Linked DNA regions of Homo sapiens: region 2 is linked to region 1. The links are chromatin contacts, found by Hi-C or POLR2A ChIA-PET in ENCODE. All regions are on one chromosome and are shown on one strand. Each heading gives the region's core, a stretch centred on a gene start or an enhancer-like site at or near the end of the contact. The rest is flanking DNA. Distances are from core to core; before and after follow the strand shown. Region 1 holds the start of TAF6L (TATA-box binding protein associated factor 6 like). Region 2 holds the start of ZFTA (zinc finger translocation associated).

What was found. A loop is a pair of places that touch in the nucleus more often than their neighbours do. ChIA-PET counts read pairs that join two places held with the same protein, here RNA polymerase II (POLR2A). Pooled maps may share reads with other maps.
Region 2: a pooled map shows a loop between it and region 1 (4-fold over the local background). The contact joins the promoter of ZFTA here to the promoter of TAF6L in region 1. A Hi-C loop is called at or near these places in 1 of 168 maps with a recorded cell type or tissue (sigmoid colon) and 2 of 50 pooled maps. POLR2A ChIA-PET finds 5 or more read pairs at or near these places in 1 of 52 experiments (WTC11).

The regions. Positions count from the first base shown.
Region 1 is chr11:62,770,056-62,774,149 of GRCh38, forward strand. TAF6L (TATA-box binding protein associated factor 6 like) reads left to right here and starts at 1,341. Exons shown (of 11, transcript NM_006473.4): 1 at 1,341-1,435. It also overlaps a transcript of TMEM223 not described here. RefSeq lists a silencer at 1,191-1,600 and an enhancer at 1,791-1,930.
Region 2 is chr11:63,766,154-63,770,401 of GRCh38, forward strand. ZFTA (zinc finger translocation associated) reads right to left here and starts at 2,622. Exons shown (of 5, transcript NM_001144936.2): 1 at 2,331-2,622; 2 at 1-151. The coding sequence starts at 2,469. RefSeq lists silencers at 2,039-2,338, 2,559-2,608, 2,739-2,948, 2,969-3,438.

The sequences.
Region 1 (4,094 bases), core at 91-2,590:
GTCCCAGGGGATTTTCTTTTCCAGCGGCAGCAGCATCTAACCCTGAGAGGGGGAAAGAGAAAAAATGTGTACATTCATGCTCCCTTGCAGAATGTTCCCACAGTTCACTCAGTGCAAACTACCCCATCTTGGGTGAACTTAAAGGAATTCACTGTATGCCTTGTGACATGTGAGGGAAAGAAAGTTTCTCTCTTTTTTTTTTGAGACGGAGATTCACTCTTGTTGGCCAGGTTGGAGTGCAGTGGCGCGATCTCGGCTCACCACAACCTCCGCCTCCCGGGTTCAAGCAATTCTCCTGCCTCAGCCTCCCGAGTAGCTGCGATTACAGGCATGTGCCAACACACCCGGCTAATTTTGTATTTTTAGTTGAGATGGATTTTTCTCCATGTTGATCAGGCTGGTCTTGAACTCCCGACCCCAGGTGATCCCCCGCCTCGGCCTCTCAAAATGTTGGGATTACAGGCGTGAGCCACCGCGCCCGGCCGGGAAAGAAGTTTAACCTCCAACTCTGCCAGGGACTCTCACAGACATTAATTTACAACAACCCTGTGAAGTGCGCATTATTACTCCATATTAGGTAATTTGCCCAAAGGCAGTGTCAGAATTTTAACCCAGGTCGGTCTGATTCCAAATACCATCCTTTACTCACTAAGCCCACTGCTTATCAATTAAGAACTGCCCAAGTAGCTGCTATTGCAGTGGGAGTTGGAGAAAGAGAGCTGTCAGTGTGCGTGTCCAACGGTCATGCAAGGCGAGGTAGGCCAGGGCTTGTATTTGGTTCACAGGCGTGGGGAGAATGCGAAGTAGGTGCAGAAAGAGCAGAACCCTGGAGTCCGGAGCTTGCACGGGATGTTCGGCCGGGTCAGAAGTCCCTTCTGCCTGCCGAGAACACCTACCGAGAGCCCCATCTATCCCTTCAGGAAGGGGAAGTGGCATGTGATGTTGGGGAGGTAGGCCGGGCAGGAAAACTAAGCCAGACACCAAAATCTAAAGCTTTGCTGCAGTCGCGAAAATGCGGGTGCTCAGAAACTCGCGAGCAAACAAGACAAAGAAAATCAAGACGCTGTCTTTGAGACTGTTTATTTCCTCGTTACTATTGTGGTGGTAAAAAAAATAAAATATGCTTATTAAACGTGTGTTAAAACAATACACACCTACTCGCAAACGTAGCAAGAGAGGTTGCTTTAAGAAGCGGGAATCTTCAGCGTCACGTGACCGCCGGTCTCTACAGTCTGTTCACACTGGCCAATCAAGAGCCAGGAAGCCTCCTGGAGGGCCGGAAACTTTCCAAGGCGCCCGCCGACTGGCTGTATTGGGGAGGGCGGGGCCGGGGCCCCGGGAGAGGGAATGAGTGTGAGCTCGTGAGTGGGCGCCGCCGCCACCGCCCCCGCCGCCGTCGTCTCGGTAGCAGCCTTCGCCACGCCGGGGTCTTCAGGTGAGCAGGCCTTGCTCTGGTCCAAGGACTCCCCATTCCCGACGCCGACTGCTTACTCACCAGTCTTGGAGCCCGCACCGCGAGGGCCCGCCCCCTTGGCTGACCACGTGACCCAAGTTCAGTGACCCCTGACCTCCTCCCCCCGCGCACCCCCTCCCCGATCTGGGCTGGGCTAGGCCGGGTGGGAGGATGCGCGTTGCCGAGGCCCGGCCCGCGGAGGTCAGTTCCCACGCCTCCTCTCCAGCGTGACTAGTGGCTGAGGATGCGGAGGAGAGGAGGCTGAGGAGCGGGAGACTTTGGTCACAGTCTAGATTTCGTGTACGGTCATATAATAGGGAAACTCCCTCCGTGCCTTTCGCGCTGGTGGACTAAATGCTCCCATTTTACAGATAGGGAAACTGCAGCTTCACAACGATCTATTGGCGGGTCTAGGGTCACCAAGGGGTGGGTCTCCAATCCATGTCTTTGGGGTGGGATCCAGGCCTTGTTCCCCATACAGCTGGCGGCTCCTGAATGCGGTATAGAGTAAAGATTAGGAGCAAGGGGTTGAGTCCTTGCTCCCCCTCCCTACTTACTCAGTGCTTACTTCATGATCTTGGAGAAGTCATGGAACATTTAGCCTCTGAGGTTTGATTTCCTTGCCTGTGAAATAGACGAAATACATAATAATATCTTATTATTGAGAATATAGTGAAGTAATCCATATAAAGCACTTAGCTGTGTCTCAGGCATAGTACAGTGCTATTCGTGGCCGGGCGCGGTGGCTCACGCCTGTAATCCTAGCACTTTGGGAGGCCGAGGCACCTGGATTGCCTGAGCTCAGGAGTTCGAGGCCAGCCTGGGCAACACGGTGAAACCTCGTCTCTACTAAAAATACAAAAAATTAGCTGGGCATGGCGGCGTATGCCTGTAGTCCTAGCTACTCGGGAGGCTGAGGCAGGAGAATTGCTTGAACCAGGGAGGCAGAGGTTGTAGTGAGCCGAGATCACGCCACTGTACTCCAGCCTGGGTGACAGAGCGAGACTGTGTCTCCAAAAAAAAAAAAAAAGCTCGTCGGGCCAGGTGCGGTGGCTCTCACGCCTGTAATTTCAGCACTTTGGAGGCCGAGGTGGGCGGATCACCTGAGGTCAGGAGTTCCAGACCAGCTTGGCTACCATGGCGAAACTCCATCCCTACTAAAAATACAAAAATTAGCCAGGTGTGGCGGCACAGGCCTGTAATCCCAGCTACTCGGGAAGCGGAGGTTTTAGTGAGCCGAGATCAAGCCACTGCACTCCAGCCTGGGTGACAGAGTGAGACATCAGACATCATCTCCAAAAAAAAAAAAAAAGAATAGTTCTTCTTTCTTTCTTTTAGAAGATCTTTTTTTTTTGTTTGTTTTTGTTTTTTGTTTTGTGTTTTTTTTGAGACTGAGTTTAGCTCTGTCATCCAGGCTGGAGTGCAGTGGTGCAATCTCGGCTCACTGCAGCCTCTGCCTCCTGGGTTCAAGTGATTCTCCTGCCTCAGCCTCCTGGGTAATTTTTTGTATTTTTAGTAGAGACAGGGTTTCACCGTGTTAGCCAGGATGGTCTTCATCTCCTGACCTCGTGATCCACCAGCTTCGGCCTCCCAAAGTGCTGGGATTACAGGCGTGAGCCACCATGCCTGGCCTATAATTACAAATTTTTTTTTTTTTGAGATGGAGTCTTGCTCTGTCGCCCAGGCTGGAGTGCAGTGGTGCGATCTTGGCTCACTACAACCTCCACCTCCCGGGTTCAAGCAATTCTCCTGCCTCAGCCTCCGGAGTAGCTGGGACTACAGGCGCGGACCACCATGCCTAGCTAATTTTTGTATTTTTAGTAGAGACGAGGTTTCACCATATTGTCCAGGCTGGTCTAGAACTCCTGACCTTGTGATCCACCCGCCTTGGCTTCCCAAAGTGCTGGGATTACAGATGAGCCACTGCGCCCGGCCTACAATTTTTTTTTTTTTTTTGAGACGGAGTTTTCCCCTTGTTACCCAGAATGGAGTGCACTGGTGCGATCTTGACTCACTGCAACCTCTGTCTCACGGGTTCAAGCGATTCTCCTGCCTCAGCCTTGCGAGTAGCTGGGATTACAGGCATGTGCCACCACACCTGGCTAATTTTGTATTTGTAGTAGAGATGGGGGTTTTTCTATGTTGGTCAGGCTGGTCTTGAACTCCTGACCTCAGGTGATTCGCCCGCCTTGGCCTCCGAAAGTGCTGGGATTAGAGGCGTGAGCCACTGGGTCCAGCTACAAATTCTTACGACTGGTTTGGAGGCAGAATGCAAGGACATTGGAGGATCTAGGAAGACATCCCTGAGCAAGTGACATTTGAACTGAAATCTGAAGGAGTGAGTAGCAGTTCACTAGACAAAGGGATTGGGGGTGGAGGACAGGGAGGAGAGAGTTCCAAGTGGAGGAAGCAGTGTTCAAAGGTCCTAAAATAGGTGTATTTGAGGAACTGAAAGGAGGACACAGGTGGGAATACAGAACACAAGAAAGTAGGAGATAAGAGGTAAGAGGTATTGCAGAAGTAGGCAGTACATGCAGAGCCTCCAGAGCCATTGTTCAGATTTGTTCTTTATTTCTTTTTTTTTTTGAGACGGAGTCTTGCTCTGTTGCCCAGGCTGGAGTGCAGTGGCGTGATCTCGGCT
Region 2 (4,248 bases), core at 1,372-3,871, 1.0 Mb after region 1:
GGGATGCGGCTCTTTCCAGGCCTCGAGGCCCGGGCCTCACAGTGGTCTGAATATTTCCTGCCTGAAGATGCTGGTCCCCTGGCCCTGGAGGAGGGCAGGGGGGCACTCCCCCAGGACCCCAAGGCACCCCCTTCCAGCTGAAGATCTTGCCCTGAAGAAGGGGAAAGGGAGACAGTTTTTCAATCTCTGATTTCCAGGGAAAGAGGCGAGGGCTTTGATGGTGAGCCCTGAGAAAGGGAGCTGGGGGAGGGGGTGTTCCGGGGCAGGAAAGGGACGGCAACAGCAATAAAAGGGATGGTAGAAGTGGGAGCCAAAACATTAGCCCTTTACAAAGGGCAAGGACCCTTTAAGAGGAGATCAAGAACAAAAGGACGCAGGGCACTGTGGAAATAGCTCTGACTTTTTAAAAAATAAGGTGAGGGCCAAGGAGCCAACCAGCTCTGTAAGGTGCCCTTTCTGGACAAGAGCCGTAGGGAGAAAGCCAGGAGAGCAGCAGGCCAGGGCGGTTCCAGCTGGAGCAGAGCAGGCAGTGGGGCCAGACAAACAAAGGGGGCATCTGTCTACAGCCAGGGCTGCACACGGGACCCACCCACCTGGGGCCCCCGCCAGGAGGGCCCCACCCACAGGTCTTCTCCCTTTTTCCAGTAATGCTTCAAATATAGCTTCCTGAGACTCCCATTTTGGGGATGGGCTAGGCATTGTCAGTTCCCCAAATCTAGGCCCCCACATGGGAGGGATCCCCAAGACAAAGCTGCCAACATCTCCAGGGAAAGGAGTTTCTGAGACTGAAACTTCTCCAGATTCTGGAGGAGCCAATGACCCTGTAAAGGGATGGCAGGAGGGCCACCAGAGTGACAACTAATGACACTGCGGCAGGGAGTGGCCACCATCCACTGAAGCCCATTAAGTCTTTCTGGGGCTTTATTTGCTGCTCTGGCAGGGAGCCGGCCACTGCCCAGCAGTCAGAAGGGCGGGCACTGGAGAGGCCCCACTAACCCAATGGTGTTCCCTGTGCCAGACACCCACCCAGAGCAGTCCCCTACCCTCCCTACAGTTCCCACCCCTCTTGATTTAGAAAAATGGTCTCCTGGGCACACAGGCAGGTTCTGGTCATTCTCCCAGTGGAGAATCACAGGGTTGGGAAAACAAAAGACAGGATCAGAAAGGGCTCCTGTCACCCTTGTGGAAGTTTTTTTGTTTTAGTTTTTATTTAAGTAGATCCATAGAATCCACTGGCTTCGGAGTCATAGGCCTGGGTTCAAGTCCTGGCTTCACTGGTAACTTGCTCTGTGACCTTTGATAGGTCATGTCCGCACTCTGGGCCTGAGCTTCTTTGTCTGCAACGACACTGGCTAGCTGGCTGGTCTCTAAGCATCCTTCCAGCGCTGGATCCAGGCTAGTCTAAGGTGGATTGGCCCTTTAAGAGCCGAAAAAGGGGGAGGAGCCGAGGTTCTTTAAAAACAAAAGGGGATGGGGCGTTTCTGGGAGGGGAGAGACCGGGAGGGGAGCCTGGAGATTCGGGCAGAGTCTCCCTGGCCTGGAGGAAACCCTCAAGGGTCTTAAGGCGTGACCCTGCAGCCGGGAAATGAGTCAACAGTCTCCTTTGAGAGCGAACGAGGAGGACTGGTTGGTTCCGCTAGAGCTGACAAATTAGGGCAAAAAAAAATTCTGAAAAGAAGGGAAGGGAGAATGCACCGGCCGGAGGGGTGCCTGCCTTTGTGGGCGAACCCATCGCTTTAAAAACTGCCCGCGGTGGGAAAAGATGGTGTGGGCCCCCGGGGCGCAAGCGATGCACTTTCCTAGGGAGAATGTGGGAGAAAAGAAAAAGGGTGCATGTCTCTCACAAGGCCACGAGACGAGAGGAGCAGCCCGATTTAAAACAGCAGAGTTCGGAGCTGAGCTCAGCTCCGCTGGGGAAAAGCCCCCGAAGGGGACCCAGGGTCTGGGCGGACTTTTGAGAGAAAGCCCGATTAGGGAGACCACCTGGGAGTCTGAAAGAGAAAGGGGCGGGGGCCAAAGTCCAGCCTCGCTCCGTGGCGCCCTGCCCCGTGGGGCCCCTCGGGCCTGGCCCCCAAGGCGGGGCGCTGCGGGCGGCAGCGGGGCCCTTTAAGGGGGAGGCGAGCCGCCCGAGCCCCGCGAGCCGACCCCGGGAGCTGGGCGGGGGGCTCCCCCGCCAGCCCTGCAGCCGCGCTCCGCGCCCACCAGGTGGCGCCCCCGGCCGCCCTGCCCGCGTCCCCCGCTTTGTTCGGCGGCGGAGAGGGGCCCCGAGCCGCAGCCCTCCCTTCCCCCACGCCGGGGCCCCCGCCCGGGCCGCCGGCCCCAGCTCTTACCGCCTTCGTCTTCCTCTGGCTCCGCGCTGCCGCTCGATCCGGCGGGCGGCAGCCGTCGGCCCCGTGCCGAGGCCACTGCTGGCCCGGGGCCGCCCCTGCCGCCGCTGCTCCGGCTCCGGTGGTCCCCGCCGGGCTCCATGCGCTGCGCTGCGGAGCGGGGCCCCGGGGCGGCGGGGCGCGGGGCCGCGGGGCCGGCGGCAGCCCGCGCGGAGCGCTCGCTGCGCGGGGCCCCGGGGCGCGGGGCGCATGCACGGGGCGGCCGGCCGCACGGACGGCAGGCTGCTCGCTCGGCGGCGCGGGCTGGACCGGGGTGGGGATTCCTGTCTGGGGCCCCTGGGGCTCCTTTAAGGGCTCCTGGGTAAATTTAAAGGGGCCGCGCGCTATTTCCTCCTGCCAGCTCGCGGGGGGCTGGGGGGAAAGGCGGGAGGCAACGAGCCCAGCCGAGGCTCAGCAGCCTGCGCCCGCTCCGGACGCTAGGGGCACGGACCTCGCCGCCCCCGCGGGCCCGCACCGCCGCCTGCGGGGCTCCGGTCCCGGCTCCCAAAGGGTCACTGAGGTGGCGAGGGGCGCCCGCGTCCGCTGCGACGCGCTTCCACCCGGGCTCGGCTCGCGGCCACCGCCCCCTCGGGGCATCTCAGCGCCGGGAGCGCCCGCTGAGGAGGCCGGGGTCCCTGCCCGGGGCTGCCTCCCGCCGCGCAAGCGGGTCGCGAGCTCCGTGCGGGCCCCGGAGCGGCCGCTACTGGCAGGGGCCCCAGATGGCTGCGGCCCCGCCGAGAGGGTGGAGCCGTGGGGGCGGCCGCGCCCCCTCCCGCGGGAGCCGCCCGGGAGCGCTGAGAGCTCGGGCTTCTCATGGGAGGGGCGGACAAGCGAGGCTCCCCCGAGCCAGCCAGGGGTGGGGGCGGCGGCCGCAGTGACTCGGGCTGGGGAGAGGGGCGCACAGCAGACCCGCAGAGAGCCGGCTGCGCCGGGGCCCGACCCTGCGGGCTGGAGGTGGCCCCAGGATGGAAGCCGGGAGGAGAGGGCGTGCGCGGCGGTGACTCAGGATCCTGCCCCCGCAGGCCTGGGGGTGCCTGACGAGGCCCTTGACGCAGCCCCAGACCCCCGGCCCGGCCCTAGGAAGCGAAAAATGCTGGCCCCGGGCGGGGTGTCGGGCACCTGGGGAGGCGCGTTACCACGGCTCGGAAGCGCTGGGCGGACCCTGGCTGCGGGTCCCGGGGCGCCCCCGGTCCCCCAGCTCCGGAGAAGCGGAGCGCAGGGACCCGGAGAGGCAGCCGGGGCGCAGCAGCCTGGGGTCCTCCTGCGAGGACCGGCGGGAGGAGCAGGTGCTCGCTTTGCCTGAGGTTGGGCGCCCACAACAAAGGCGATTCCTGGAGATCCAAATTACAGGGTGCGGGAGGCCTGCAGGGTCTTCTTATCTGGAGGCGGGTTTTGTTCCCTGCACTGGCGAGTTACCCAGCTGTCGCCGATGGCAGTTCGTCCGCTTGTCACCACCTACTGTGTGCCCGCATGCTTTCAGACGCTGGACACACAGCACTGAAAAACATGGGCAAGACCGATACTGCCTGTGACTTTCCTTCTCAGAGGCACCCACAGCCTCTGAAAAGGAAACCGCTCCAGCCTTTCGGGAGCCATGGGAATTAAATTACTTGGAACACAGGAAACCTGTCCCCGAAGTGCTTATGAGGAGGGGACAAGAACTAAGATTTCTTAAGTGCCTCTGGGCTCTGTCGCCGCGGAGATGTCCCGTCTCTTCCTCAGCCCCCATGTTGACGTGCTTGAGACTCCACCTTGGGTAAACTGAGTCTCCTTTCACAGCTCTGCTCTCTTCGCGGCAGGCCCTGCGCTCAGGGGGGCGGGGGGGGGTTGCACTTCCTCTCACCCACTGGGGTCAGAGGCCCTGATGCTGATGGGTGCCACG